2 separate regions of the Homo sapiens genome follow, and region 1 is linked to region 2. The links are chromatin loops, found by intact Hi-C in ENCODE. Cell type or tissue: PC-9. All regions are shown on one strand. Each heading gives the region's core, and the rest is flanking DNA. Links, peaks and the distances in the headings are about the cores only. Region 1 has its middle 100 kb from the start of MIR4290HG. Region 2 has its middle 45 kb from the start of SYK.

Region 1 (15,868 bases), core at 3,840-11,839, 610 kb after region 2:
AAGATGATAAAAGAAACCACAGAATAACTAAATTAATGAAGAGATATTCTGTGTTCATGGAAAGAAAGAGTCAATATTGTCAAGATGTCAGTTCTTCCCAACTTCTTTCTAGAGACATATATTTTGTACATAAACACGTTTTAAAGTGTGAAAGACTATATCAAACACAACAATTACCTTGGTTTTCTTTTAGGAGTGGTTAGCATTGACAATTTGGGAAAAAAGGCACTTTGGCTTATCTGTAACTTTACTTTGATAAACAGAATAGGCTCATACATTATTTCTGCAATTAAAAATGCTTTCTATAGATTCAATGCAATTTTCATCAGAGTCACAGAAAGTAATTTTGTGAATATCAGGAAATTAATTTTAAAGTTTATTTGCTTTTAATTTTAATTTTAAAGTGTATATGCTTTAAATTTTAATTTTAAAGTTTATATGTTAAATTTTAAAGTTTATACAGTTTATATAAAAAGGAAAAGGACTCAGAATATTGAAGGAGGAGAATAAAGTTGTGGGACTGATACTGCACAACTTCAGGACTTACACTGATCAAGACCATGTGGTACTGGCAAAAGAAGATCCAAATAGATCAATGGAACAGAATAATAACAAGCCCAAAAATAAACCCACATAAATACAGTCAAATGATCTTTCACAAAGGGGCAAATATAATAAAGCAATGGAGAAAACACAGTCTTTTCAACAATTGGTGCTGGAACACTTGGACATTTACATGCAAAAAAATAAATAATGAGTCTTGACACAGACACCCTTCACAAAATTAACTCAAAATGAATCACATAAATAAGTATAAAAGACAAGACTATAACACTTCTCAAGGGTAACTTAGAAGAAAATCCAGATGACTTTAATTTTTGTGATAACTTTTTAGATAAATCACCAAAAGCATAATCCATGGAAGAATTTATAACCTGACTTCATTAAAATAAACAAAGTCTACTCTGTAAAATACACTGTCAAGAGAATAAAAAGACAAGCCACACACTTGGAAACAATACTTGTAAAAGAGACATCTGATAAAGGATTGTTATCCAAATATACAAAGAATTTTTAAAACTCAACAATAAGAAAAAAATCTGGTTTAAAAATGGGCCAAAGACCTTAACAGACACCTCAACAAAGAAGAGATACAGATGGTACATAAGCATATGAAAAGATGTTTCACATCATATGTCACTGTGAAAATGCTGATTAAAACAATGAGATACCACTATACACATATTAAAATAGCTAAAATCCAGAACAGTGACAGAAAATGATAATGAGGATGTGCAACAACAAGAATTCTCATTGCTGGTGGGAAGGCAAGACAGTATAGCCACTTTGAAAGATAGTCTGGCAGTTTCTTACAAAACTATATACACACTTACCATAAAATCCAACAATCATGCTCCTCGAGATTTTACCAAATGATCTGAAAACTTACATCGACACAAAAACCTTCACACAAATGTTTATGGAAGCTTTACTCAGAATTACCAAAACTTGGAAACAACAAGATGTCCTTCAGCAGATGAATAGATAAGTAACCTGTGGTATATCTAGACAATGGAATATTATTCAGCACTGAAAATAAATAAGCTATCAAGCAATAAAAATACACTGCAAAATCTTAAATACATATTAACAAATGAAACAATCCAATCTGAAAAGGCTACATGCTGTATGATTTTAACCGTATGGCATTCTGGAAAAGGCAGAACTACAGAGACTATAAAAAGATCAGTGCTTGCTGGGGTTGTGGGGAAGGAGGGATGAATCAGCAGAGCACAGGGGATTTTTAGGGCAGTGGAACTACTCTGCCTCTTAATGGTGAATAAATGTAATTATACATGTGCCAAAACTCAAATATACAATACCAACAGTGAACTCGAATGTAAACTATGGATTTCAGGTGATAACGATGTGTCACTCACTGTAGTTTAACCCATAGTAACAAATATTCCACTCTTGGTGCAGGATATTGATAGTGATAGTGAGGGTGCAGGATATTGATAGTGGGATATTGATACAAATATGTGGGGAGGGGTACATGTGAAATCTCTGTATCTTTTGCTCAATTTTGCTGTGAACCTAATCTGCTCTAAAAATAAAGTCTATTTTAAAAATATATATGGAGAAACCTTAAAAACATATGCTAAGTGAACAAAAGCCCACATAAAAAGACAATACACTGTATAATTCCAACTATATGACATTCTGGAAAAGGCAAAACTATGAGGACAGTTAAAAAAAAAAAAAGTTCAGCGTTTGCCAGAGGCTTGTGAGAGATATAAATAGTGAAGCACAGGGAATGTTTAGGGCACTGAAACTGTTCTATCTGATACTGCAACGATGCACACATGTCACTGCACATTTGTCAAAGTGTATAGAACACACAACACAATGAGCAAACCCTAAAGTCATCTATTTACACTATTTAATAATAATATATCAATATTAACCCATCAATTATTTTTAAAAGTACCACCCTAATACAAAATGTAAATAATAGAGAAAACTGAGTGTGTGGGGGGGATTAGGAACTTTCTAGACATTCTACTGATTTTTCTATAAACTTAAAACTTCTCAAAAAATTAAAGTCTTTTAAAATTATCTATAAAAATAAAAATAAGAATAGAAAGAAGCAGATAAGCATGACAGATAATGAAGAGAAAAATCAACCAATCAAAACTGATGCAGGTATTAGAATTAGTAGACAAGGACATTGAAACACTTATTATAAATGGATTGTATACATTCAAAATGTTACAAACATGAAAGACACAAGAACCACCCAATCAAACTTCTACAGATGAAAGCAGCATTGTGTAATGAAATTGTACTGAATTAGGCTAATGTGGATTAGATGTTGCAGAAGATTGACAGGTGAACTTGAAGAAATGAAAACAGAAATCAGTCCAGGCATGGTGACTCATGCCTGTAATCCCAACCCTTTGGGAGGCCAAGGTGGGTGGCTGACCTGAGGTCAGGAGTTCAAGACCAGCCTGGTCAACGTGGTGAAATCCCGTCTCTACTAAAAATACAAACTTAGATGGGCACAGTGGCACGTGAGAGGCTGACGTGGGAGAATCACTAGAACCTGGGACGTGGAGGTTGCAGTGAGCAGAGATCGTGCCACTGCCACTGCACTCCAGCCTGAGTGACAACAGGGAAACTCCATTTCCAAAAAAAGAAAGAAGAAAGAAAGAAAGAAAGGAAGGAAGGAAGGAAGGAAGGAAGGAAGGAAGGAAGGAATCATACAAAATAAAACACAAAATGAAAGAAAAAAATAAAAAATGTATAAAGCATCTATCAGCTATAGGAGTGTCAACTAGCCTAGTATACATGTAATCAGATCCCACGAATGACAGAATAAAGTGCAGAAAGAGACAAAAATATTGTTTAAAAAATCCCTTAAAATCTTATATATATATGATAAAAACTAAAATTCCACAGAAGCAAACAAACTTCAAAAACAAGATATGAAGAAAACAATAGGAGTTTCAGTTCTTTGACACCTTTTTTGAGAGGCCAGAAGACCATTTCCCAAGGAAGGGACTCAGATAAAACAAAAGTTTCAAGCTTTAAGATCAGGGAGTCAATTTCTATGATAAAACAAACAAACAAAAACTATCTATGGGGCTATTAGGTTGAGTTTCAAAATCATGGCAAGACAGGCATGTCCACATTCACAACTTCTATTTAACATTATACTTGAGGTATACTTGAGGTTTCAGCCAGTGTAGTAAGATAAGAAAAATAAATAAAATGCATTTATATTGGAAAGAAAAACATAAAACTATCATCATTCACAGAAGCATGATTATCTATGTTAGAAAAGGTAATGAAATATACAATTCTACAAAAGTAATAAGTGATTTAACAAGATTCAGGATACAAGATACAAAAATCAATTGTCTGGAAATACAAAGAACCTAGACCATCCAAAACAACCTGAGAAAAGAATAAAGACAGAGGAATCACAATATAGAATTCAAAGAATTATTATAAAACTGCAGTAACCAAGACAGTGTGGTTTCAGCAAAAACATGAATACTCTTTTCAGAAAATCATGTTGGAATAATTTTATATTCATACACAGGAAAGAAAAATTGGCCTATAATTTGCTCCATAAAAAAAGAACTCAAAATTGTTAATAGACCAAAATTGTTAATAGACCAAAACTGTAAACCTAAAACTATAGAACATTTTAGAAAAAAAAATAGGAGAAAACCTGTGACTTTGGCTTAGACAAAGATTTCTTAAATACGACACCAAAAATAACATCCATAAAAGAACAACTTGATAAATTAGTTTTCACCACAATTAAAACTGTCTGTTCTTCAAAGGATACTCTTACAGATACTGTCAAGAGAATGAAATGACAGGCCATAGACTAAGAGAATACATTTTCAAAACATATATACAGTAAAGAAGTTTACTCAGTAAATATAAAAAAACTCTCAAACTCGATACTAAAAAATAAATAACCTAATTTTTTTAATGGGCAGAAGATTTAAACAGATACTTCACCAAAAAAGATGCATGTTTTGCAACCAAGCAAATGAAATATCATTAGTCATAGGAAAAATCAAATTAAAACCACAATGAGAGGGTAGTATGCACCTAATACAATGGCTCAAAGTAAAAGCACGGACCACACCACATATTGGAAGAGGTAAAGGAGCTGGAACTCTCCTGCTGGTAGAAATGTGAAATAGTATAACTGCCATCAGAAACTTTCTGTTGATTTATGAAAAGGTTAAATGTTTCACATTGTTAAAAAGATTCTACATGTAAGTGAGATGTAATGTTTTTCTTTCTATATAAAAAAATGCAAGTATACAGAGACAGAGAACAAAATAGTGGTTACCAGGGGCAATGGGTGGGGGGCAGGGAGACATGGGGGTCGGGGGAGTGGTAATGGGGAGATGTAGGTCAGAGGATACAAAGTAACAGATATGTAGGATGAACAAGTCTAGGGATCTAAGGGAGAACATGAGAATTATAGGTAATAAAATCGTGCGATATATGGAATTCATGCTAAATGAGTAGATTTTAGTTGTTCTTGCCATGCACACACAAAAAAATGGGTAACTATGTGAGATGATGGACATGTTACTTTGCTTCAGTACAGTACCCTTTTTACTGGCTATATGTGCCCCAAAATGTAATGTATATCTTAAATATGCACAATAAAATTTATTTTTAAAAAAATTGAATGTGCACTTAATATATGATCCCTCTCCAAAGCATTTCCCTCAAGGGCAAAAAAAAAAAAATGGGTTTGTACAAAGACTTTCACACAAATACTTACAACAGCTTTTTGTAAATACTAAAAACATTAGAAGCTATCTAAATGTTCATCAAAAAGTGAAAGGATAAACAAAATGTGCTCTATCACACAATGACACAAAGGAATGAAATATTAATACATGCAACCATAAATGAATCTCAAAAGTGAAAGAAGACAGACATAAAAGTATATATGTAAAATTCTAGAAAAGCAAAATTAATTCATAATGAAAGAAAACAGATCAGTAGTTCCTTGGCCATGGAAGTAGGAGAAAGGAGGGAGGTACAAGGGGTACAAAGAGGTACAAGGAAAGTTTTTGGGGTGTAGTTATGTCAGCAATCTTGATTACGGCGATTGATTTATAGGTGTGTACTTCTGTCAAGGCTTTTTAAATTGTACACTTTAAATATATGTAGTTTCTTGCATATCAATTATACCTCAAAAAATTATAAAACCATAAAAAAAAGCACTGGGAAATTTTCATTTGCTAGTTTCTAATAATCACATTTTGAAGGCAAGGGTGCTTACCAACAGGGATTTTGTAAAACAGCCACAAAAGAGAGCACTATGAAGCTTTAAAGAATGATAAATATCTCTAGACTTCCACTTGTAACTGTGATAAAATAGGTTTATCAGATCACCATTGCCACCAGGAACAACCAGAAAACCTAAAATGAATATGTGTCGTTCATATATTACACAGATGTTGATACATAGATTCTATCCATCTATCTCTATATATCTATCTCTAGACAATGATGATCTGATAAAACTTATTTTATCATGGTTACTAGTGAAAGTTTAGAGATATTCATCATTTTTAAAGCTCCATAGTGCTCCTTTATTGGATCCTACCATATCTTTAAGAAGGGAAATTGTAATTTTAATACCTGTACTACAGAGAAGACATATTGTAAGCACAGATATTAGATTTTCTACTTAGTATATGTGTAAAGCCCTTGGGTCATGGTAGGAGGAACAATGCCTCACAAAAGACAGAAAATATGAGCTTGAGGAGGCCTGACTAGGAATGAAGACCTCGACTCATCATTGCTCTCGGGTCCTCACTAGGAAAGCATTCAAACTCCTACCTAAGCCGGCAAACATAAATGTAGCACAGCCAAGTGTTAAATTTTGAACATTTTCAACTTTCTGTACTCCCGTGGATGGATTCCTGCTAAACCATTGCATTTTCTTAACTCTGAGCATTGGCTGTTTTTATTCTTAACAACTTCCTTACAGCATACGTATGTCAAATTCAACCATTGCTTAGAGAGAAATCATGGCAAGAAAAATCAACATTTCTTCATCTACCTCTGTTTTATTCTAGGGCGCCATCTGCTGGCCAATACCTTTCTTCTTACTTTCAAAAATTGTTCTGATTAATGACACTGGGCAAATTCACAAAGAAGAAAAATTAGTTTGGTTGAGTCCATCAGCGTCCATCCAGGAATCTGGCCAAGCTGTTTTACCATTACCTCTTTGGAAGTAAAGTCAGAAGACTAAGACTCCTTAACGAGAAAAAGACACTGATCTAGATTTGGCGAGGGTGGCGGGGAGAGGGGGGTGGGAATGAGAGGCAGGGACCTCTCAGATATAGCTGTGACAAGCAGGTACATGCTTCATCCATTTTGTAAACAATGCAACAGATCAAGAGTCCTAAAAATGTCCATTCCTTTTGATTCTCAAATAAAATTCTGTGAATCTATCTTTCAAAAGGCCAGAGATGCGGGCAAACAGGTACATGTATGACTATAAATGTCTTATTTATAAAACCTTCACTATATCTATGGAGATATAGAGGCATATACAATATACATCAATTATAATTTTATATTACAATTTTAAAGTCTTGAGAATAATGTAGAAAAATGTCTAGGATACAGTGGTAGGTAAAATAAATTAGGGAACTAAACGATTTTTTAAGTATGATGCCAATTAACTACAAAATATATGAATTTAAAATAAATTGCAGAGAAAGAGTGGTTAGCTATGAATGTGGTATAGGCATTACAGTTTAATTTTAGTTTGTTTATCTGACTTTTGATATTTCCAAAAGGATATATAATAAATATTTTCCACTTTTGTAAAAACTCATATATTTAATGTGAGCCCGTTTACATTTGAAACACGTTGCAATGGTATGGGAAAAAGAAAATTGCATACTTTACTTCCACCTAGTGGATTTAGGAGAAGTTGCAATCAGAAACCCAACGCTTTCTTTAAAAGGTAAAACATTTAAAAACAAAACCAAATGTAAGAGCAGAGAGGATAGTGCAGAAAAGGGGAGAAGAGGGGAGGGAAGGGGAAAGGAGACTCAAGGTGGGCAGGAGAGGGGAAGGGAACAAAAAAGGTCATGTGCGCAGCGGCTGTATAGAAACATGCAAAATCTAAAAACATTAACATTTTAAGCAAAATGTCACCACTGGTATTTATACAGATTAAACAAGCTCTGTTTAAATAACAAGTCTCAATACATCTTCTTTAATATGATACTAGATTACCTCTACTTGTTCCGTCCGCAACCCCCAGCCCCCACTATCCAGCAACTGCTCCCTACTGGCTGCCCCAGTCTGCCCAGGCCTAAACAACAACGCCCTGCTGCCTCTGTCCTGACCTGTCACTTTTTGCTGGGGTGCCTGGCCTTCTTCACATCTCCTTTAAATATCCTGCTGCCCGAATGAGTTTTCTTTTGAGAGTTCTCTGTGCCCTTAAAAAGATCAAATCTATATTCTAACACGAATCCTTTCAAGTCGTTCCCTTGTTTAAAAATCCTCAAATGGTTCTTGTCACTGAAACTAACATCTAAATTCCTTAGAGTACTATCAGGGGCACGGGATGACCTCAACCTTGTCTCCGTTTGCAGATCCACCTCCCTTTACCCACGGTCCCCATCACAGCAGGCTCTCTCCAGCTTCAGGTGCTTGCCTGCGCTGTGCACTTTGCCTGGAATGCCTTCTCACTTTACCAACTTGTCATACCCCTGTGCACAGGCACCTGCTCCTTTGTGAAAACGAGTCACCTGGAGAATTGTAGATGTATCTATAATGATGGAACCCTAAGATATGATCTTTCCAATGGCTAGAACTAAGGGAAATTTTATGTGCATGTCTGTATCTATATAAAGATCTATATCAAGATCTACATGTATACTGACAGAACTAACTTTGGAATTAGAAGCTATGCTGCTGACAGGTTACATATTTCTGGAAAGTTATTTGCTAATTAGTGCCAGATATGATGTTAACATATCTGACAAAAAAAAGTGCGTTTTTTTTTCTTTATACCTGCAGGTTTTACACTTGGCTTAGAAATGAAAGCCAAGGTTATAAATTTGAGTTATAAGTACCTGACCGGGGAGAAAAACACAGAAGTGTTCAGAGAAGAAGGATGAAAACCAGGAGCCGAGAGTCCTAAGAACCAGGGAAGGGTTCCATTAAGCAGAGAGGAAGTGGTGATCCATGACAAAGCCAGGGCCCAGGAGGCAGGGCTGAGAACTCTGCACTGGGCAGCTGGTGGCATGCACAGAGAGAGGAACCTGGCAGAGAGATTAACGCAGGAGCAGATTCAGCAGGATAGGAGAGCGGCAGCTGAGGAAACCAAGGCAGCCAACGTGGGTCCCTTGCTCAAGAAGCAGGGCGGAAGGAAACAGTTCCCTTCCAGGCTGAAAGGACTATCTGAAAGATCAGGAAGAAGAGCAGTCTCTGGCCCGACTCCACTCCTCTGTCAGGGTGGGATGTGCAGAGCTCAGTGTCCCCCAGCCCTGGCTTGCAGGGGCAGGGGCTGTGCCAAGGTGGGGGCCACAGTGAGTGTAGGCAGCTCCAGAGTCCTGCAGCCCAGGCCTCAGCCCTCTGCCCAGACCCAGGCACAGCTCATAACTTCCTTGAGATTTAAAAAAATAAAAGGCCCCTGAGGGACACACAGAGTGTGTGAGGTACACTTACTGCCACCACCAAGGAAAAACAGTGAAAGAAAAAAAAAAAACTTTTACCTCTCTACCCCAAAAATGTCTTCCTTCCTTAGTATTCTCCAATCTTCACTCCCTTCACCACTGAATAAGAGGAGTGAAGACAGCCCCAAGAAGCTGCACATGATCTGTTTAAACAAGAGCTCGCTTGAAATTCAGAAAGAAGCCAATGGCCTTTAAAAAGCCAAACAACCGGCCAGCCTCCGTGGCTCATGCCTATAATCCCAGCACTTTGGGAGGCCGAGGCGGGCGGATCACCTGAGGTCGGGAGTTCGAGACCAGCCTGACCAACATGGAGAAACCCTGTCTCTGCTAAAAATACAAAAATTAGCTGGACATGGTGGTGCATGCCTGTAATCCCAACTACTCGGGAGGCTGAGGCATGAGAACTGCTTGAACACGGGAGGCAGAGGTTGCGGTGAGCTGAGATCACGCCATTGCACTCCAGCCTGGGCAACAAGAGTGAAACTCCGTCTCAAAAAAACCAAAAAACCAAAAAACCAAACAACCAAAGCACCCTATCCTGTCCCTTCTTACCTGAGGTACCTCCCTGTATTAGGCAACCACATACTTTGAAAATAATGACTTAGGAGGAAAGGAAGGAAAGAGCAACCCACGTTTCTTTTCCTTGAGTGCTTCTCACTCATTAGTCAGCCAAAGGTAGAGAGTTGGTAGAAAGTGTGCATATCATGAAGTGAAATAAAAGCAATTGACTTTATTTTGTGCAGCATTTCCACCATTCTGGTAAGAATGAAATACATATGCATGTATGAGCTACAAAATGCAACTGCCAATTTTATGTAAAGATGAATGGTAAAATGCATGCTAATAATTAATAATGGTAATTTGTCTTTACTTATTATGACATTAAATAGCACATTTGAAAACATCATGATAAGTCAAGAGAAAAACTATGGAAAATGTAAAAACATGATATGTTAGCACCTTTAACGGCACTTTTATTCATGTATTTTGTAAAAGTGTTCATATTTTCATTTTGTTCTGAATAAATTACGCATTCAGTTCTGTCCACAATCAGCTTCTTACCAAAGCCACCAGGAGCCGTACTATGTTCTTTTACGGAAACAAACACAGAGCATTACAGACAAATCCTCACTCTTGCCACATGAAATATTGGCCACAAATCCCTATCTATTCTCTTGGCTGTGAATGAAGCTGCACCACGGGTGACTTTGAGAAACTCTTAGATTAAGGCCCGCATTAAAACATTCGTGCATGCAGCCTGCTCCTTGCCTACTCTATGTGGAGCTCCACCATTCCCACTTAGCTTCCAAAAGGTGAGGGCATCTTGAAGATGAGAGGCACCTCCAGGCCCCATTTTATCACTCAGCTGCAAAGATGGCAGGACAAACTTCAGTACCCAAATGACAACCCAAGAAAGAAGTTGCCCTTGACCATTTCTATTTACAATCTCTTTCCTCTGTCCACTAAAAATACCACCACCTGCCACATCAGCTACATTATATATCCTTTTTAAATACTAATGTTATGTATTTTGGAACAGATAATATATAAGCATGATTCAAAAGTACTGATTTTAGAGGAAATTTTCTCTGACCACAGTAAAATTAAGGTAGAAATCACTAATTTCAAAAAAAACCTGAGTTTCTTTATAATTGGAAATTAAGTAATACAATAGTTATATTTTGAATTCCCCCAAAAGCAGATCTGGAGATAAGAGCATAGTATAGAGAGTCTATTTGGAAGGTGCTCTCTGGAAGCAGCAATGAGAGAATGGGAAAATCCAGACAAGGAATCTGGGAAACCCAATGATGTAAAGTATCTGGTTTGTCCAATGATGACTTGATTGCTTAGGAACCTGTGACAGGCATAAAGCACCCCAGAACTTACCAGTGAAGGAAAGAAGGCTGAGACATTTATATACCAGCTCCACTTGACCATGGATTGAGTGGCCTTAGAGGTCAATTTCCCTCCAAGGAAATTTGAAAAAGGCAAACTCCTCCAAGGAGTTTGAAAATGGTAGATAGAGATTGACTTCCCTGTATTGGACAACTGGATTTGTGCACAAGTCAAGCAGCCTCCCAGAGAATCTGAGTTGTCCTGGAGCAGAAGTAGAGAGTTACACGGGTCACACTTGAGGTGAGAGGCTGTCAACAAGAAAGGAGCTCACTGCAGCTGCAGCTGAAACCAGAGCAGACTGGGAGATGAAATGTTGGCACCAGAAGCATCAGACACAGCTTCTAAATCATCTACTGGTCAGAGAAAACAATAACAAAGGAAACTAGAAATGCTTTCAACTGAATGGTGATAAAAATACAGTGTAGAGCTTGTGAGACACAGCTAAAGCTGTATTCACATGAATATATTATAAAATTAGAAATTTTAGAAATTAAGGGGTTTAATATCTAACACTGAAAGTTATAAAGTGAAGATCAAATTAAATCAACGATAGTAGAAGGGAGGAATTAATAAAGATGCAAACTTACACTCTGGTTTCTCTCCAGATCATATAAATTTCTCGCCTTTTCTAAAGATGCAAACAAAAAATAACAACATAAAAAATAACTGCAATAAAATAGAAAATAACTACAAACAAATTCAAGAAGAGAAAGAATGTACAAATTACCAATTTGGGGATTAAAAATGGAATACTACTACAGACCCTACATACATTTAAAAGACAAAATGATTGTATGCAAAACTTTACACCAATGAGTTTGAAAAAGGTAGATAGAAATTGACTAAGGTCCAGAAAGCCTCAATTATAAAATTAACACAAGAAACATAGAACCTCTGAATAGTACTAAATCTATGAGAGAAAATTTATCAACAATTAAACATTTTTTTCTACAGGAAAAGAAATTCAGGCCTAAATGCTTTCACCAGTAAATTTACTAAAATTTTAAGATAGAAATGATACCAAATTATTCTCTATTTCTTTTATGCAAAAACATAACTTGATATCAAATCTGACAAGTACATTACAAGAAGGTGAAATCACAGATCAATCTTCTTCATAAACATAAATGTGAAATGCAAAAATCTTATAATATTGGCATCATATAGACATCATAACAAAGCTGAGTTTATTTCTAAGACTGCAATAATGGTTGAACATTGCTAATCAGTCAATGTAATTCATTAATGGAATGACAGATAATTCATCATAATTATATTATTAGATGCAGAAAATACATGTGAAAAAATTCAACATCTGTTCATCATTTTTAAATTAATAAAAAATAACCTAGCAGACTGGTAATAGAAAAGAATGCCCATAATCTGATAAATGGTATCTACATAAACCTACAACAAACATCACACTTAAGTATAAAAAGTTGAAAGCTTGCTCATTTGAAATAAAGAGGAGACAAAGATTACTTCAATTTGACATCATCTTTGAGGCTTTAACTGGTGCAATATGGCCAGGAAAAGAAATTAAAATTGCAAGAATTAGAAAAGAAGAAACACAACTGTCATTATTTGCAGACAATATGTTTGGGTATGTAGAAAATAAAAGTGACTCTACAAGCAAATTATTAGAATTTAGAAGTATATTTAGCAAGGATGCTGAATACAAGAATAATTAGCAAATACCAATTGCATTACTATATACTAACAAGAACATTAGAAATTAACGTAAGCTATTACTTATAAACCATCCTAAACTTGCAAATAGATCCAGTGAAGCAAGATTGCCTCACAACAAGCTATAAGGTATTACTTGTAATACCTTACTTAAGTAAATGGCAGGCTATACTGTATTAATGGATTTGATGATTCAATTGTATATAGAGGCCAATGGTCCCCCCAAATTATTTATAGATTCAACACCATCCAAATTATAATATCAGCAAGTAGTTTTTATAGTTATTATCTAGCTGATTCTAAAATTTGTATGTGTATAAAGTGTCAAGAATAGCCAAGGAAATATTGAAAAATAATAAAGTTGGAAAGCTTCTTCAAATATCAAAATGTATGATAAATTTACCTTAGTTAATAAAGTATAGAAATTGGCACCAGGAAAACCAAATAGATGAATGCAAGAGACCAGGGAGTATAAAAACACAACTGCACATATGTAAATTTACTTATAAAAAAATGAAACTGCAATTCAGTAAAGGGATGATATGCTTTCAGTAAATTTGATGAGTCAAATGGTTATCTGCACAGAAAAAAAAAGAAAACATAACCCACCTCATACCATTCAAAAATCAAAAATCAACTCCAGTTTATTTGCAGGTCTAAATGTAAAACGTAAAAAATATGAAAGTTCTGAAACACAACATGGAGAAATATCTTCACAATATTGTTATGAGGAAATGTTTTAACCTGACAGGAAGCAGTGAACATAAAGGAAAAGATCGATAAATTGGATTACTTTCAAGATTAAAAAGTTCTGTTCATCAATTAAGAGAATGAAAAGGCAGGTCACCAAGTGGGAAAAGGTATTAGCAACATATAATACCAAAAAAGACTGGTATCCAAACTACATAAATTGTTTATAAATCAATAAAAATACAACTAAATAGATAAATAGGCAAGAAATTTGAACAGGCACATGACAAAAGTGAATATTCAAATGACCCCAACAAATCTTGTTAATCTGTAAGGAAATGAAAACTAAAACCGCAATGAGATACTGCTACATACCTAAGGCAAAGTTTAAAATTATAAAGACTGAAAATTGTCAAGGATGTAAAGCAACCGAAACTCCCATAAACCTCTGGTGGTAATGTAAATCTGTTTAACGACTGGAATTGTTGGAAAAAATTGGAATTACCTTGTAAATTTGAAGAGTAACATACCTTAAGCCACAGCAATTTTATTGCTTGTAATATACCTTAATGCTAATTGAATACCTAATATATGCCAGAAATTCAGTTAGAGTTTCATAAATGTATACTCATTTATACATCCTAAGAAAGCTTTACCATGTATGAAGCAGCTAAATAGCTGGTTGAATGTCATACTGCTAGTACCAATAGGAGGGAAATTCCAACTTAAATCTGTCCAACTTCAAAGCTCAAGCATTACCCTGCATTCGCTACATGTGTGAATTTAATTATATGAAACGAGCATTTTCTTAATATGTTATTTGTAACAAGCAGCTATGGTGCTCACCCATATCCCTGCTCTACTCCAGCTCGAGCCTCTGCAGCTCCATCCCTGAGGGCTTCCTCTTGGCCTTCACGTGGAGCAGAGCAGAAGAGCCACAGAGCTGAAGCCTTGCCAGCAGCCCGCAGCCAGCGGGATGGGAGTTGGAGGATGATCTTCCTGCTTCCTTGTCCCGGGGGTGGGTCACGTCAGGTGTGCTCCAGTCTCCCTGAAGTACTGGAGCCCCGGTGGCCGGGCGCGGTGGCTCACGCCTGTAATCCCATCACTTTGAGAGGCCGAGGCGGGTGGATCACGAGGTCAGGAGATGGAGACCCTGCTGGCTAAAACGGTGAAACCCTGTCTCTACTAAAAATACAAAAAATTAGCCGGGCGTGGTGGCGGGCGCCTGTAGTCTCAGCTACTCAGGAGGCTGAGGCAGGAGAATGGCGGGAACCTGGGAGGCGGAGCTTGCAGTGAGTCGAGATCGCGCCACTGCACTCCAGCCTGGGCAACGGAGCGAAACTCCGTCTCACAAAAAAAAAAAAAAAAAAAAAAAAAAAAAGGAAGAGAAAGAGCCCGGGTTACCTGCTTCCCTCCCATCCTTGTCTCACCCCTCCCCTACTGTGCTTTCCGGGTATCACCTACCAAATCAACCCCTTGACTGGAATTGCTGTCTCAAAGTCTGTGTAGGAACCCAACCCAAGAAAACAATCTGACTTAAGGATAGTAACCAACTCTTTAGATTAACACGTTAAGTATTTTAAAATGCTGCACACCATTTTATATTAATAGATATCAAGACCACATTACTCATTATACATTGAAGGAATAAGAGTAATCTGTGAATTATCACCCTTTGTTCCTGTAATATCTCCTCCAGAAGTTTGTCAACATGCCTAAAATTTCTACGAAAATGTATGATGTTGGCCGGGCACCATGGCTCACACCTGTAATCCCAGCACTTTGGGAGGCCAGGGCAGGTGGATCACGAGCTCAGGAGATTGAGACCATCCTGGCCAACCTGGTGAAACCACATCGCTACTAAAAATACAAAAATTAGTTGGGCATGGTGGTGCATGCCTGTAATCCCAGCTACTCAGGAGGCTGAGGCAGGAGAATCGCTTGAATTAGGGAGTCGGAGGTTGCAATGAGCCAAGATCGCACCACTGAACTCCAGCCTGGGTGACAGAGCAAGACTCCGTCTCAAAAAAAAAAAAAAAAAAAAGAAAGAAAGAAAAGAGAAGAAAACACGAAAAAGTAAAGGTATGATGTTGCCCTTAAACAAGTAGTTTTTAAAGTTTTTTAAAGTAACATACACCTTTCAAAAAATGTAAGCAAAACCTCGATATATAATTCATAGAAAAGCAGTGATTCTTTCTTTTTTAGAAAAGAAAGTGAGGGCTCAGCATTTCAACCACTAAAGCATCATTCTCTTAAAACTCCTCTATTCCAGGGTATAAAGTCAGAACACCTCTGTGTTTGGAATTACATGACTAAGAAACTTTTGTTTTTAATGTGAT
Region 2 (15,868 bases), core at 4,081-12,080:
GGGCATGTTGAGGTTAACATTCAAAAGATCTATGAGCAAGCTACCTGATTACATAGATATAACTGGGGCAGTGAACCCAAATATATCTGGTCCACTATTAAAATTGCCATCCCAAGTCTCACCTGGTTTTTATCAATCCTAGGACCTCTGATAGCTGTCTTGTTATTACTAATCTTTGGCCCTTGCTACTTTAACCTCTTAGTAAACTTTATGTCTTCTAGATTATAACAGTTCCAGGTAAACACAATGCTGGCACAAGGCTTCAAACACATTCTGTCTACTGATACAGAGAATAAAAGCATCCTGCCTCTTGGCCCCCTAGATAAGGTATACAGACATTTTTACTCCTCTGATGCCAGGCAGGGCGTATGCCCCTAAAATCAGCAGAAAGCAGTTACGGAAAATGGGCCTTCACCTTTCTGCAAGGAGAAGTATCTAATCTCTGAGCAGGGAATGAGGTAAGAGGCAGGACCAGATGAAAGACATCTGGTCTTTCATCCAGACCAGATGAAAGACATCTGGTCTTTCATCCAGACCAGATGAAAGACATCTGGTCTTTCATCCAGACCAGATGAAAGACATCTGGTCTTTCATCCAGACCAGATGAAAGACATCTGGTCTTTCATCCAGACCAGATGAAAGACATCTGGTCTTTCATCCAGACCAGATGAAAGACATCTGGTCTTTCATCCAGACCAGATGAAAGACTGGCTGGAACAGTGGCTGGAACAGCCACTGAAAGCATCTCTTCACAAGACATGCTCACCAGTGCCATGGTGGTTTACCATTGCAATGGCAACACCTGGAAGTTACTGCCCAAAGAAATTTATGAATAAACCACCCCTGAATTTGCAAGTAATTAAAAGCAGGTATAAATATGACTGCAAAACTGCTTCTGAGCTGCTACTCTCCAAACACCACCTATGGGGTAGCCCTGCTTTGCAGCAGCAGTCATGGAGCTGTGACACTGCTACCTCAATTAGGCTGTTTTCTACCACCAGCTCACTCTTGAATTTGTTCGTTAGTGAAGCCAAGAAACTTCTTGGACTAAGCCCTAATCGTGGGGGCTCACCTGTCCTGCATCAGAAGGGCATCATCAGCTGCCCAGAGAGGTTCTCTGAGAGCAAAACAAAGTTTTACCCAGCAGGGACTCCAAAAGATGACCTCCTCTCTTTGGATGTTTTACTCCAGCAAAATAAAAGTGCAAACAAACACAGGGGGGTGAGGCACCCCCCACGATGCGGGGAGTAAGAGCCAGCCCCTCTCCCCCCCGGCTCTTAGGACCCCCATCGCAGGGGGGTGAGGCACCCCCCGCGATGCGGGGAGTAAGAGCCAGCCCCTCTCCCCCTCTGGCTCTTAGGACCCCCATCGCAGGGGGGTGAGGCACCCCCCGCGATGCGGGGAGTAAGAGCCAGCCCCTCTCCCCCCTCCTGGTTTTTAGGATCCGCGGTGGACTCACAGCCTGTTTACCATATTGTGAGTAATATCATCTCCCCCTCTGGAGATTATGAACTTTTTCACAGACGGGTGTACACCCTCGGTGTACAGACGGTGTACAAGCGTCTGTATTGGGAGTAATATCATCCTCTTCCTCCCTGAATATTAAGAACAGTATTACAGGGGTGTTTCTACTCCCTACGATATCGCGTATCATATCCTCCTCTCCCATGTTGCAATTAGAAACAATATCAGTAGGGGCGTGTCCACCTTCTGTCGTATTGAAAGTAATACCATCCTCTTCCCTCCAAGATCATGGGAACAATATCCCTGGGGGGTGTCCACTTTCTGTCATATATGTAGTCATATCACCCCCTCCATCTTGGAATATTATTAAGGACCATCTCACATGCGGGTGTATACTTCCTGCGATATCGGGAGTAATATCAACCTCTCGGCCTCTGAAGATTAGGAAGAATATCACAGGGTGGGTGTACACCTCCTGCTCTATTATGGGGAGTCATATCTATCTATTATGGGGAGTAATATCATCCTCTCCCTTTCAGGATATTAATAACAATTTCACAGGCTGGGTGAACACAGCCTGTGATGCTGGAATTATTATCATCCTGTCCCCCTCAGCATACTAGGAACAATATCACAGAAGAGGTGTACACTCCCTGCGATATTGGGAGTAATATCATACGCTTCTTCCGTGGATGTTAGGAGCAATATCACCGGGTGGCTGTACATTCATTGCTCTGTTGGCAGTCATGTCATACTCTACCCGCTGGGTATTAGGATCGGTGTCACAGGGTGAGTGTACACCTACTGTGATATGAAAACTAATATCATGCTCTCCATCCCTGACTATTAGGAACAATATCACAGGTAGGTGTACACCCCCTGTGGTGTTAGGAGTAATAATATTATGAATTATTAAACATCAGTCTTATTAAGAATTATCAATGGTAAGATTAATAGTATAATGTCATTAATCATTAATGCTTATTTTCAAGATATGATTATGCATGATTAAAATAATTAATATTAATGTCACTTTTAATATTAGTTATTAATTTTAATACTAATTATTGTTTTATTACCATCACTTATGATTGAAGTAACATTAATTACCGATATCATTATTTTATTATTAATAGTGATATTGCTATTAATTATTAATAGTAACCATTAATATTTTAATCCATACTGTTTTACTGTCTCTACTGTAATTATTAATATCGATGATTACTATTAATTGTTATTGTTTATTAATATTAATAATTAATGTAACTGTTCCCGATATCTGTGGGGGAGATGATATTACTCCCAATATCGCAGAAAGTGTACACCCCTCTATGATGTTACTCCTAATAGCCAGGGGGTAGAGGATGACATTATTGAAAATATCGCAGTGGGAGTACGTCCCTTCGGTCATCTTGTTCCTAATATCCTGGGTGGGAGCGGATGATATGACTCCCAATATCGCAGGGGGCGGAGACCTCCCCCGTGATACTGTCCCTAACATCCAAAGGTGGAGAGGATGATATTTCTTCCAATTCGCCGGGGGTGCACACCACCCTTGTGATATCGATCCTAATACTCAGGCGGCGAGAGGATGATATTAGTCTGAATATTGCAGGAGGTGTACACTCCCTAGGGATATTATTCCTAATATCCAGGGACGGAGAGGATGATATCACTCCCAATATAGCAGGGGGGGAACACCCCTTCTGTGACGTTGCTCCTAAAGGGCAGCAGGGGAGAGGAAGATATTACGGCCAATATCGCAGGGGGTGTACACCCTCTTGTGACATTCTTCCTTATATCCTGGGAGGGAGAGGAAGATACTAGCGGCAATGTCGCAGGGGCTGTACACACCCACTGTGATATTGTTCCGAATATCCCAAGGGGGAGAAAATGATGTTACCTCCAATATCGCAGGGGGTGTACATCCTCCTGTGATATTGTTTCTTATATTCAGGGGGAGAGGATAATATTAGTCCCAATATCGCAGGGGTTGTACACACCTCCTGCGATATGGGGAGTAAGAGCCAGCCCCTCTCCGCCCCTGGCTCTTAGGAGCCCCATCGCAGGGGGGTGAGGCCCCCTCCGTGGTAAGGGGAGTAAGAGCCAGCCCCTATCCCCCCCTGGCTCTTAGGACTCCCATGGCAAGGGGATGAGCCCCCCGCGATGCGGGGAGTCATATCACCCCCCTCTCCCCCGCTGGATATGACGATCCACGGTGGTCACACAGAGTGTTCACGTTATTGTCAGTAATATCTTCGTCCCTGGAAATTACCAACTATGTCACAGACGGGTGCACATCCTCTGCACTTTTGGAGTAATAGCATCCTCTTTCCCCTTGATATTAAGAACAATATCACAGGAGTGTTTTTACCCCTAGGGGCATTCCGTGTAGTATCATCCTCTCCCACGTTGAAATTAGGAACAATATCACTGGGGGCGTTTCCACCCCGTGCGATATTGAAAGTAACATCATCCTCTTCTCTCCTGGATCATGGGAACCATATCACTGGGGTGGTGTACACTTTCTGCGGTATTGGGAGTAAGATCATCCTCTCCACCTAGGAATATTAAGGACCATATCACAGTGGGGCTGTACACACCCTGTGCTATTAAGAAGAATATTATCCTCCCCTGCCCTGCACATTGGAAAAAATATCACAGAGTGGGTGTACACCTCCTGCGATGGGGGGGGGGGGGGGGGTGATATCATCTTCTCTTCTTCTGGATAATAGCAACAATAGTACACGGGTTTGTACACTTTCTGTGATATTGGGAGTAATATCAACCTCTCCGCCTTTGAATATTAAGAACAATATCACAGACTGGATGTACACCCCCTGCGATATTGGGAGTCATATCAGCCTCTCCTCTCCATGGATATTAGGAATAATATCCCAGGATGGGTATACACCTCCTGCTGTATGGGGAGTCATATCCTCCTCTCCCTTCCTGGCTACTAGGAACAATATCAGAGGGTGGGTGTACACAGCCTGCGATATTGCGAGTAATATCACCCTCTCCCCCTCCGGATATTAGGAACAATGTCACAGAAGGGGTGTGCACTTCCTGCGATACTGGGAGTAATAGCATTCTCTTCTTCCGTGACTATTAGGAGCAAAATTACCGGGTGGATGCACACCCAGTGCTATATTGGGAGTAACTTCATACTCCACCCCCTGGAGATTATACTCGGATCAATATCACTGGCTGGGTGTACACCTACTGCGATATTGAACGTAATATCATGCTCTCTCCCTCCCTGGACATTAGGAGCAATATCACAGGTGGGTGTACACCCACTGAGGTATTAGGCTTAATAGTAGTATGAATTATTCCTCATTTATTATTAACATGAATATCAATGACCGATATTCATATTAATATTAAGAAATAATTGCTAATAAAAATTTTTCAGATTAATATTAATATTAATTATTAGGAGCTAATATTACTGTTTTCTAGTGAATAAGATCAATATCAGTTATTAATATCGGGCATCATTAATCATTAATATTAATCATTTATTGTTATCATTAGTATGACTATTTAATATTAATCATCATTATTATTGGTATTGATTTTAAAAATTATATTATCAGTTATTAATATTGATAATTATTAGTGTCAATTAATAACTGAGATTATTAATTGCGGTAAGTCACATTGCGCCATTCCACCCCTCCCTCGGCAGCTCGTTTACGACCCAAAACGGGGATACAAATGCCCCTGAGAGAGCAGCGGTATACTGGGATAGATGAGGATGGTCACGTGGTGGAGAGGCGTGTTTTTGGGTACCAGCCCTTCACCTGCGTCGACCTTCTCAACTGGAAAACCAATACACCGCCCTATACCAAAAAGCCACAAGCCCTAATTGATTTGCTCCAAACTGTTATCCAGACCCACAACCACACCTGGGCTGATTGGCACCTGTTGCTCATGTTCCTCTTTAACAGCGAAGAAAGGCGGAGAGTCCCCAAGCAGCAACTAAGTGGCTAGAGGAACATGCATCAGCTGATTATCAAAACCCCCAAGAGTATGTAAGGACCCAGTTACCAGGAACCGACCCCCAGTTGGACCCACATGAAAGAGAGGATATGCAAAGGCTAAACCGAGACAGGGAAGCTCTCTTGGAAGGATTAATGAGGGGAGCTCAGAAGGCCACAAATGTTAAAAAGGTCTCTGAGGTCATTCAGGGAAAAGAAGAAAGTCCAGCACAATTCTACGAGAGGCTGTGTGAGGCCTATTGTATGTATACTCCCTTTGATCCCGATAGCCCTGAAATCAGCGCATGATTAACATGGCTTTAGTCCGTCAAAGCACAGAAGACATGAGAAGAAAACTGCAGAAACAGGCTGGGCTTGCAGGGATGAATACATCACAATTACTAGAAATAGCTAGCCAGGTGTTTGTAAGCAGGGATGCAGTAAGCAGTAAGGAAAACGGCAAAGAGAATGGAGGTCAGGCCCAGCAAAACACCGACCTGTTTGTTAGCTGCAGCAATCAGAGGGCCCCCCACCCAAAGAGGCAAGGGAAGGGGGGCCCTGGGAAAGAAACTCAGCTTGGCTGTCAGAGTTTGCAGCGTAACCAGTGTGCTTATTGTAAAGAAATAGGACAGCGGAAGAACAAATGCCCTCAGCTCAAAAGAAAACAAGGTGACTCAGAGCAGGAGGGCCCGGAGAAGGAGGAAGGGGCCCTGCTCAACCTGGCAGAAGGGTTATTGGCCTGAGGGAGACCGGGCTCAAGTGTCCCCAAAGAGCCTCTGGTCAGAATGACAGTCGGGGGTAGAGACATTGATTTTCTTGTAGATAGTGGTGCTGAACATTCGCTAGTAACCGCCCCGGTCGCCCCCTTATCCGAAACAACTATTGACGTCATCGGAGCCACGGGGGTTTCAGCAAAGCAGGCTTTCTGCTTGCCTCGGACTTGCACTGTAGGAGGACATAAAGTCATTCATCAGTTTTGGTACATGCCTGACTGTCCCTTGCCCTTTTTGGGAAGGGACTTGCTCAGCAAGCTGAGAGCCACTATCTCTTTGACAGAGCATGGCTCTTTGCTGCTAAAGTTACCCGGAACAGGAGTCATTATGACCCTTATGGTCCCCCGAGAGGAGGAATGGAGACTTTTCTTAACTGAGCTGGGCCAAGAGAGAAGACCAGCTCTGGCTAAGCGGTGGCCAAGAGTACGGGTGGAAGACAACCCTCCGGGATTGGCCAGTTAAGACTGGGGCCCAGCCGGTTAGGCAAAAACAGGCCCTGGTCCCCAGAGAAGCTCTTCAAGGTATCCAGGTCCATCTCAAGCACCTAAGAACTTTTGGAATTATTGTTCCTTGTCAGTCTCCATGGAACACTCCCCTCCTGCCTGTTCCCAAGCCACGGACCAAGGACTACCGGCCGGTACAGGATTTGCACTTGCTTAATCAAGCTACACTGACTTTACGTCCAACAGTACCTAACCCATCCACATTGTTGGGGTTGCTGCCAGCTGAGGACAGCTGGTTCACCTGCTTGGACCTGAAAGATGCTTTCTTTCCTATCAGATTAGCCCCTGAGAGGCAGAAGCTGTTTGCCTTTCAGTGGGAAGATCCGGAGTCAGGTGTCACTACTCAGTACACTTGGACTGGACTTCCCCAAGGGTTCAAGAACTCCCCACCATCTTCAGGGAGGCATTGGCTTGAGACCTCCAGAGTTTCCCACCAGAGACCTAGGCTGTGTGTTGCTCCAGTAGGTTAAGACACCCCACGGCGGTCGGGTGCGCCAAGGGAACAGATGCCCTACACAGGCACCTGGAGGACTATGGGTATTAGGTGTCCAAGAAGAAAGCTCAGATCTGCGGACGGCAGGTACCTTACTTGGGATTTACTATCCGAGAGGGGTCGGAATGCAGCCCTGGATCAGAAAGAAAGCAGGTCATTTGCAACCTACCAGAGCCTCAGGGCAGAAGGCAAGTGAGAGAATTCTTAGGAGCTGTGGGGTTTTGTAGACTGTGGATCCCAAACTTTGCAGTATTAGCCAAGCCTTTGTATGAGGTCACAAAGGGGGCAGGGACTGGGAACTTTTGGAATGGGGATCCCAACAACAGGAAGTCTTTCATGAGTTAAAGGAAAACCTTCTGGCAGCCCCAGCCTTGGGGCTACCCGATCTGACAAAGCCTCTTCCATTGTATGTGTCAGAGAGAGAAAAGATGGCAGCTGGACTTTTAACCCAAACTGTGGGGCCCTGGCTGAGGCCAGTGGCCTACCTCTCTAAACAACTAGATGGGGTTTCTAAAGGATGGTCCCCCTGTTTGAGGGCCTTGGCAGCAACTGCCCTGCTAGTACAAGAAGCTAATAAGCTGACTCTTGGGCAAAACCTGAACATAAAGGCCCCCCATGCTGTGGTGACTTTAATGAATACTAAAGGACATCATTCGCTAACGAATGCCAGACTCATCAAGCACCAAACTTTGCTCTGTGAAAATCCCTATATAACTATTGAAGTTTGTAACACCCTACACCCTGCCACCTTGCTCCCGGTACCAGAGAGCCCTGTCCAGCCTGATTGTGTAGAAGTGTTGGACTCAGTTGACTCTAGCACACCTGACCTCCGGGACCAGCCTTGCACATCAGTAGACTGGGAACTATATGTGGATGGGAGCAGCTTCTTCAACCCCCAAGGAGAGAGAGATGCAGGGTATGCAGTGGTAACCCTGGACACTGTTGTTGAAGCCAGATTGTTGCCCCAGGCCACTTCAGCCCAGAAAGCGGAACTCATTGCTTTCACTCGGGCCTTAGAACTCAGTGAAGGTGAGACTGTAAACATTTACACTGATTCTTGGTATGTCTTTTAACCCTTCAAGTGCATGGAGCATGATAGAAAGAAAAGGGCCTATTGAACTCTGGGGGAAAAGACAGAAAATATCAACAAGAAATCTTGCAATTATTAAAAGCAGTATGGAAACCCCACAAGGTGGCAGTCATGCATTGCAGAGGACACCAGCGAGCTTCCACCTTGCTGGGTTTGGGGAATTCCCTCGCTGACTCAGAGGCTCGAAGAAGCAGCATTTGCCCCCTTCTGGGCATCAGTGCTCCCTCAAGCACCTGATCTTGGACCTACTTCTTCTAAAGAAGAAAAGGACTTTCTCCAGGTAGAGGGAAGGACAAGTGATGGAGGGAGGATGGATTCAGTTACCAGATGTGAGAATAGCTGTGCCACAGTTGCTAGGAGCTGCAGTTGTACTGGCTGTGCAAGAAACCACCCATGTAGGTCAGGAGTCACTGGAAAAGTTGTTAGGCCGGTATTTCTACATCTCACATTTGTCAGCCCTTGCCAAAATGCTGAGGCAGCGGTGAGTTACCTGCCGAGAGCATAATGCGAGGCAAGGTCCAGCCGTTCCGCCCGGCATACAAGCTTATGGAGCAGTCCCCTTTGAAGATCTCCAGGTAGACTTCACAGAGATGCCAAAGTGTGGAGGTACCAAGTATTTACTAGTTCTTGGGCGTACCTACTCTGGGTGGGTGGAGGCCTATCAAACACAAACTGAGAAAGCTGGTGAAGTAAACCCTGTGCTCCTTCGAGATCTGATTCCTAGATTTCGACTGTCCTTACGGATCAGCTCAGATAACAAGCCTGCGTTTTTGGCTGCCTTGGTACAGAAGACGGCAAAGGTATTGGGGATCACACGGAAACTGCGTGCCGCCTCCCAGCCTCAGAGTTCCAGAAAGGTGGAGCGGATGAATCGGAGTATCAAAAATAGTACTATTGTCTTCCCCGCTGGATATTTAAAACAACACCACAAGGGGCGTCAAACCACCTGCTAAATTTGAGGGAATGTTATCCTCTCCCCCGCTCCCCTGGCCCCGGATATTAGAGACAATAACACAGGGGTCATGTACACCCACTGCTTTATTGGGAGTAATATCATCCTCTCCCTTCTTGGATATTAGGAACAATATCACACTGTGCATGTACGCCTGTCGCGAAATTCAATGGAATGTCATCCTGTGCCTCCCTGGATATGACAAACAATATCACGGGGGATGTACAACTTCTGAGATATTGGGAGTGATATCATCCTCTCCCCTCTGGAAGTTAGAGACAATATCACAGGGGTAGTGTACACCCTCTGGGATGTTGGGACTAATATCATCCTCCCACCCACTGGATATTAAAAACCATATCACAAGGGGTGTGTACACACACTTCGATATTGGTATTAATACCATCCTCTCCCTCTTTGGATATTCGATGCCATATTTCAGGTGGGGTATACACCACCTGCAATATTGGAAGTAATATGATTTTCTCCCGCCCGGATATCAGAAACAATATCACAGGGGGGTGTCAACAACCCCTGTGATATTTGGAGGAATATCATCGTCTCCCCTCATGAATATTAAGAACAATATCATAGGGGTGGGTGGTGTACACCCCCTTTCATATTTGATATCATCCTCTTCCCCCCTGGATATTAGGAACCATATCAGGATGTACAGACCCTGTGACCTTTGCTGTCATATAATTGTCTCTCCCCTAGATATTAGGAAAAATGTCACTGGGGATGTGAACAGCCTTGCAATATTGGGAGTAATATCATCCTCTCTCCCCTTGCATATTGGGAACAACATCACAGGTGGGGTGTACTGCCTCTGCGATATTGGGAGTAAAATTTTCCTCTCTTCCCCTGGACATTAGGAAGGGTATCAGAGGGGGAGGGTGTACATTCCCTGCCATATTCAAAGTAACCTTATCCTCTCCCTCCCAGGGTATTCAGAACAATAGGACAGGAGGGGTGTACACCCCCTGCGATATTGAGAGTCATATCATCCTCTTTCGCTCTGGATATTAGGAACAATGTCACAGGGTTGTGTACACCCCCTGCGGTACTGGGAGTAATATCATCCTCTCTTCCTGTGGATATTAGGAAGAGTATCACAGGGCTGTGTAAACCCCCTGCGGTACTGGGAGTAATATCATCCTCTCTCCCTCTGGATATTAGGATGATTTTCACAGGGGTGTGTACACCCCCTGCGATATTGGGAGTAATATCATCCTCTCCACCCAGGAAATGACTAACAAGGTCATGGGGGAGTGTACTTCCCCTGCGATATTGGGAGTAATGTCATCCTCCCCAAACCTGGATGTTTGCAACAAGATCACAGAGTGGGTGTACACACCCTGCGACATTGGAAGTAATATGATCCTCTCCCCAACTGGGTATTGGGAAAGATATCACAGCGCGGGTATACATTTCCTATGCTGTTGGGAGTAATATCATTCTTTCCCTTTCTGGATATGAGGAAGAATATCACAGGGGTGCTGTACAATTACTTCGATATTGGGAGTAATATCATCCTCTACTTTCCTGGATATTGGGCACAAAAACACAGAAGGGTGTACGACCCCTGCGATATTGGGAGTAATAGCATACTCTCTTTCCCTGGATGTTAGAAAACAATATCATCAGGGCTGAACACCCCCCGCGATAATGGGAGTCATATTTATTCTTTCACAGGCCATTTGGACCAATATCACAGGGGGTGTTTACAAACAGGGGTAGTGTACACCCCCTGTGATATTGGGAGTAACATCATTCTCTCCACCTCCAGATATTAAGAACAATATCCCCGCGGGAGGCGGTACACCCCCAGTGATATTGGGCATAATGTCATCCTCTCCTTCCCTGGATATTAGGAACAATATCACAGGGTGTACACCCACTGTATTATTAGGAATGATATCTCTGTAGGATATTACAATTAGTATCACAGGGTGTGCAGCCACTGTGATATTAGGAGCAACATCTTTCTACGATATTACAGACAATATCACAGGGTGTACGCCCACTCTGATGTCAGGAGCAATGTCTCCCTAGGATATCCAAAATCATACCACAGGGTGTACAATCTCTGCCTTCCAGGTTCTAAGGGATTCTCCTGCTTCGGCCTCCTGAGCAGCTAGGGTTACCCGCCACCACGCCTGGCTAATTTTTTTTTTTATTTTCACTAGAGATGGGGTTTCACCACGTCGGCCAGGCTGGTCTGGAACTCCTGACCTCAGGTGATCCGTCGGCCTCGGCCACCCAAAGTGCTGGGATTACAGGTGTGAGCCATGGCACTTGGCCAAGAGTTATATATTAAATTAATGTGGAAACACAGCTCCCATATTTGAGTGTGCATGTACTTTTATGAATAAATGATGTCAGAAAACCTAAGGATGATAATAAATATGAAAAGTAAGTGGCATGTTAAAAGGTCTTCCGATTAAGAACTCTAAGGTTCTATTTTGTTTTTAGATAATGCGGTCCTAGCTCTTGTATCATCCTTTTACATATTCTACATCAAAGGAATTTGTCGCACGGTGTCAGAATAAAACAGAGTGTATTTCACTGCTTCTTAATTTCTTTCAATTAGACTGAGATCTTTTTCTTAAAGAGAGAAGAGCATCTTCATTGCATTTTATTTTTTCTGAAAAGAGTAGGCCGTATTTTACTGAGATCATGGATTTGTTGTATATTATGTTTTGGACTTCTAAAATTCTTCAGTGGATTTTCTCTAAAGTAGTATGTACAGAAGGAGTTGAATAGCAAAAAAGTAAATCATGTAATAATTCTGAGACTTTTGGGCTTGTCACAACTGAGAAATATTGCTGGCGGTGTATGGTCCTCAAGTGTGAAAATGTTCCTTGTGAATTGCTTGCATCCAAAATATACACACAGCATTAAGGGCTGGTTTTTATCTTTTATTTTTCCAATCCTCTTTTCTTCCCAAGGTGTCCAAGTCACACAGAGCCACGGCATCTCACAGGTGTCTGAGAATTCCTCCTCCTGGGACTCTCAGAGGATCCAGAACTGCAGCCTGTCCTCGCTGGGCTGTCCCCATCCATGTATCTGGTCACAGTGCTGAGGAACCTGCTCGTCATCCTGGCTGTCAGCTCTGACTCCCACCTCCACACCCCCATGTACTTCTTCCTCTCCAACCCGTGCTGGGCTGACATCGGTTTCACTTCGGCCACGGTTCCCAAGATGACTGTGGACATGCAGTCACATATCAGAGTCATCTCTTATGCGAGCTGCCTGACACGGATGTCTTTCTTGGTCCTTTTTGCATGTATAGAAGACATGCTCCTGACTGTGATGGCCTAGGACTGCTTTGTAGCCATCTGTCGCCCTCTGCACTACGCAGTCATCGTGAATCCTCACCTCTGTGTCTTCTTAGTTTTGGTGTCCTTTTTCCTTAGCCTGTTGGATTCCCAGCTGCACAGTTAGATTGTTACAATTCACCTTCTTCAAGAATGTGGAAATCTCTCATTTTGTCTGTGAGCCATCTCAACTTCTCAACCTTGCCTGTTCTGACAGCGTCATCAATAGCATATTCATGTATTTCAATAGTACTATGTTTGGTTTTCTTCCCATTTCAGGGATCCTTTTGTCTTACTATAAAATTGTTCCCTCCATTCTAAGGATTTCATCGTCAGATGGGAGTATAAAGCCTTCTCCACCTGTGGCTCTCACCTGGCAGTTGTTTGCTTATTTTATGGAACAGGCATTGGCATGTACCTGACTTCAGCTGTGGCACCACCCCCCAGGAATGGTGTGGTGGCGTCAGTGATGTACGCTGTGGTCACCCCCATGCTGAACCCTTTCATCTACAGCCTGAGAAACAGGGACATTCAAAGCGCCCTGTGGAGGCTGCGCAGCAGAACAGTCGAATCTCATGATCTGTTCCATCCTTTTTCTTGTGTGGGTAAGAAAGGGCAACCACATCAAATCCCTACATCTGCAAATCCTGACCCTTAGTCACATTATTTTTGTGGCTTGATGGCTTTTATTCCTTTCTGCATTTCCTATGTGGATATTGTTTTCTTCGTTGTGCCTTTAACTGGAGTGGGTGAGGATTCTGGGATCCTTTGTTTAGCAGAAACCTCATGACTGAATCCTCTATACCTAGGCGGCCTCCTTTAGTTTCTGAGCAATAACCCTGTCATCCAGGTGGAATCACAGCCATCTTTTTATATACATGAAGTCCGCACTTCGTTTTGGAATTCCCTGAAAATTGACTTCATGGAAGCAATGTACAGCAGGTCCTCCAACACCATTGGTGCGTTCAAAGATGTGTAGTTATAATGTTGGTGAGGAATAAGTGGTTTCACTATACCTAATCTTGCTTAAAGGTGAAGTTTCCAAGAGACTTTCAAAGACGATAAGTGAGGACATACTGTACATCAAATTCATATCCTCTTCAGAGTTCATGTGGAATTTCTTTATAAACTGCTTCTAAAGAATCTATTTAGGCAGGTTATGTGTAGCGATCCATGTCACCGGTCCTCAATCTTGGCTTTGAGTCAAATCACCTGGGGAGCTTACAAATGATGAGGCCTGGGTCTCATTACCTCAGATTCTGATTTCCCTGCACCTATGTGAGTATGTGGATTTTTTTTTTTTTTTAAAGCACCAGAGGTGGTTGCAATGACGAAGTTTTTAGAGGCATCAAGCTCCAATGAGTAAGAACAGATGTTAATTGTAATATGATTTCTTCAAATATTATCTTCAAATGCATTGTCCATCAACACCATACAAATGTTTATTATGCTGTTGTTTCTTACCATTTAGCATTTTCTATTTTTTTCTTTTTCTTTTCTTTTCTTTTTTTTTTTTCGAGGCAGAGTTTCACTCTTGTTGCCCAGGCTGGTGGCACGGTCTCGGCTCACTGCAACCTCTGCCTCCCGTATTCAAGTGATTCTCCTGTCTCAGCCTTCCAAGTAGCTGGGATTACAGGCATGCACTACCATGCCGGCTAATTTTTTTTTTTTTTTTTTTTGGTATTTTTAGTACAGACAGTGGTTCTCCGTATTGGTCAGGCTGGTCTTGAACTCCTGACCTCAGGTGATCCGCCCGCTTCCGCCTCCCAATGTTCTGGGATTACGGGCATGAGCGACCGCGCCCAGCCACTACTTAGCATTTTCATTTTACATTTGTTGAAATTATAGATTTATACACACTTTGATGCTGCTTTGTTATACACTTGCATATACATAAGACGGGAAATAGAAAAGAATAAAATAGGCACAGTATCCCTGAAGTTTCACATTCCGAGACATGTTAAAAATATTTGCTTTTTAGAAATTTGTTTCAGTTGAGAAACTGTGGTATACACACACAATGAAGTATTATTCAGCCTAAAAAGGAATAAACAAAATCCTCTCCACTGCAGACAAAATGGATGAGATTTCAGGTCTGTATATTAAGTGAAATAAGCCAGGCACAGAATGAGAAATATTACATGTCCTCACTTATGTGTAGGAAGAAAAAAGAAAATCTTGGCCAGGTGTGGTGGCTCAGGCCTGTAATCCCAGCACTTTGGGAGGCCGAGTCGCATGGATCACTTGAGGCCAGGAGTTCGAGACCCGCCTGGCCAACATGGTGAAACCCCGTCTCTACTAAAAACACAATTAGCCCGGCGTGGTGATGCGTGCCTGTAGTCTCAGCTACTCGGAGGGCTGAGGCCCAAGAAGTGCTTGAACTCAGGAGGCGGAGGTTGCCGTGAGCCCAGATTGTGCCTGTATACTCCAACCTGGGCAACAGAAAGAGACTCCATCACACACCTACACACAAAAGGAATCTCAGGAAGGTGGAAAGTATAAAGGTGGTTAGCAGACGGTAGGAAGAAAAGGGGTGGGATGGGGAATGAAGAGAAGTGGATAATTGGGTCCCAAAATACAGAAAGATGGAATAAGTGAGTTCTAGTGTTTGATAGTACAGTATGAAAATTTTAGTTCACAAGAATTTCTTGCATGTTTCCAGATGCTTTAGTAAGAAGCTTCCTAACTTTCTCATTATGCTGGTTTTTCAGCTATTCTCTTTCTGCTCTCGAAATCATGCTGGATTTTTTGTTTTTGGTTTTTTGTTTTGAGACAGAGTTTCGCTCTTGTTGCCCAGGCTGGAGTGTAATGGTGCAATCTTGACTCACCGCAACCTCTGCCTCCTGGGTTCAAGCGATTCTCCTGCCTCCATCTCCCGAGCAGCTGGGATTACAGGCATGCCCCAGCACGCCCAGCTAATGTTATATTTGTAGTAGAGATGGGGTTTTCTTCCTGTCTGTCAGGCTGGTCTTGAACTCCTGACCTCAGGTGATCTGCCCGCCTTGGCCTCCCAAAGTGCTTGGATTACAGGTGTGAGCAACCGTGCCTGGCCCACGCTGCATCCTTATCTGTTGTCTGTTGTTGTTTGTTTGTTTTTCAGCCCAGAAATAACTTCTCACCTATATGTTCAAATGATTTTTCACATGAGTGCTAAGAAAGTCCATTGGTGGAAAAGCAGCCTTTTCAAGAAATGGTGTTGGGGAAACTTGATTTCCACATGCAGAAGAATGAAGGTGGACTCTATGTCACACCAGGTGCAAAAATTAACACAAACTGGATCAAAG

What was found. A loop is a pair of places that touch in the nucleus more often than their neighbours do. Peaks named below come from ENCODE experiments on the same cell type or tissue, not always from the same donor. Only the 100,000 strongest peaks of a DNase experiment are listed, where the experiment ranks them.
Region 1: it touches region 2 in a loop (18-fold over the local background); 33 of 110 quality-filtered maps call a loop at or near these places.

What each region holds. Positions count from the first base shown.
Region 1 is chr9:90,133,546-90,149,413 of GRCh38, reverse strand. No RefSeq gene overlaps it. Among named protein-coding and RNA genes, the nearest start is that of MIR4290HG, 100 kb to the right of the region's middle. In PC-9, for the core only: CTCF peaks have their summits at 6,653 (motif pointing left) and 7,451 (motif pointing left); no DNase peak of the experiment used is centred there; H3K27me3 peaks cover 1,884 bases.
Region 2 is chr9:90,748,544-90,764,411 of GRCh38, reverse strand. It overlaps the pseudogene OR7E108P. Among named protein-coding and RNA genes, the nearest start is that of SYK, 45 kb to the left of the region's middle. RefSeq lists an enhancer at 8,143-8,202. In PC-9, for the core only: CTCF peaks have their summits at 8,214 and 8,413 (motif pointing right); a DNase peak (open chromatin) is centred at 8,501; H3K4me3 peaks cover 538 bases; H3K27ac peaks cover 603 bases.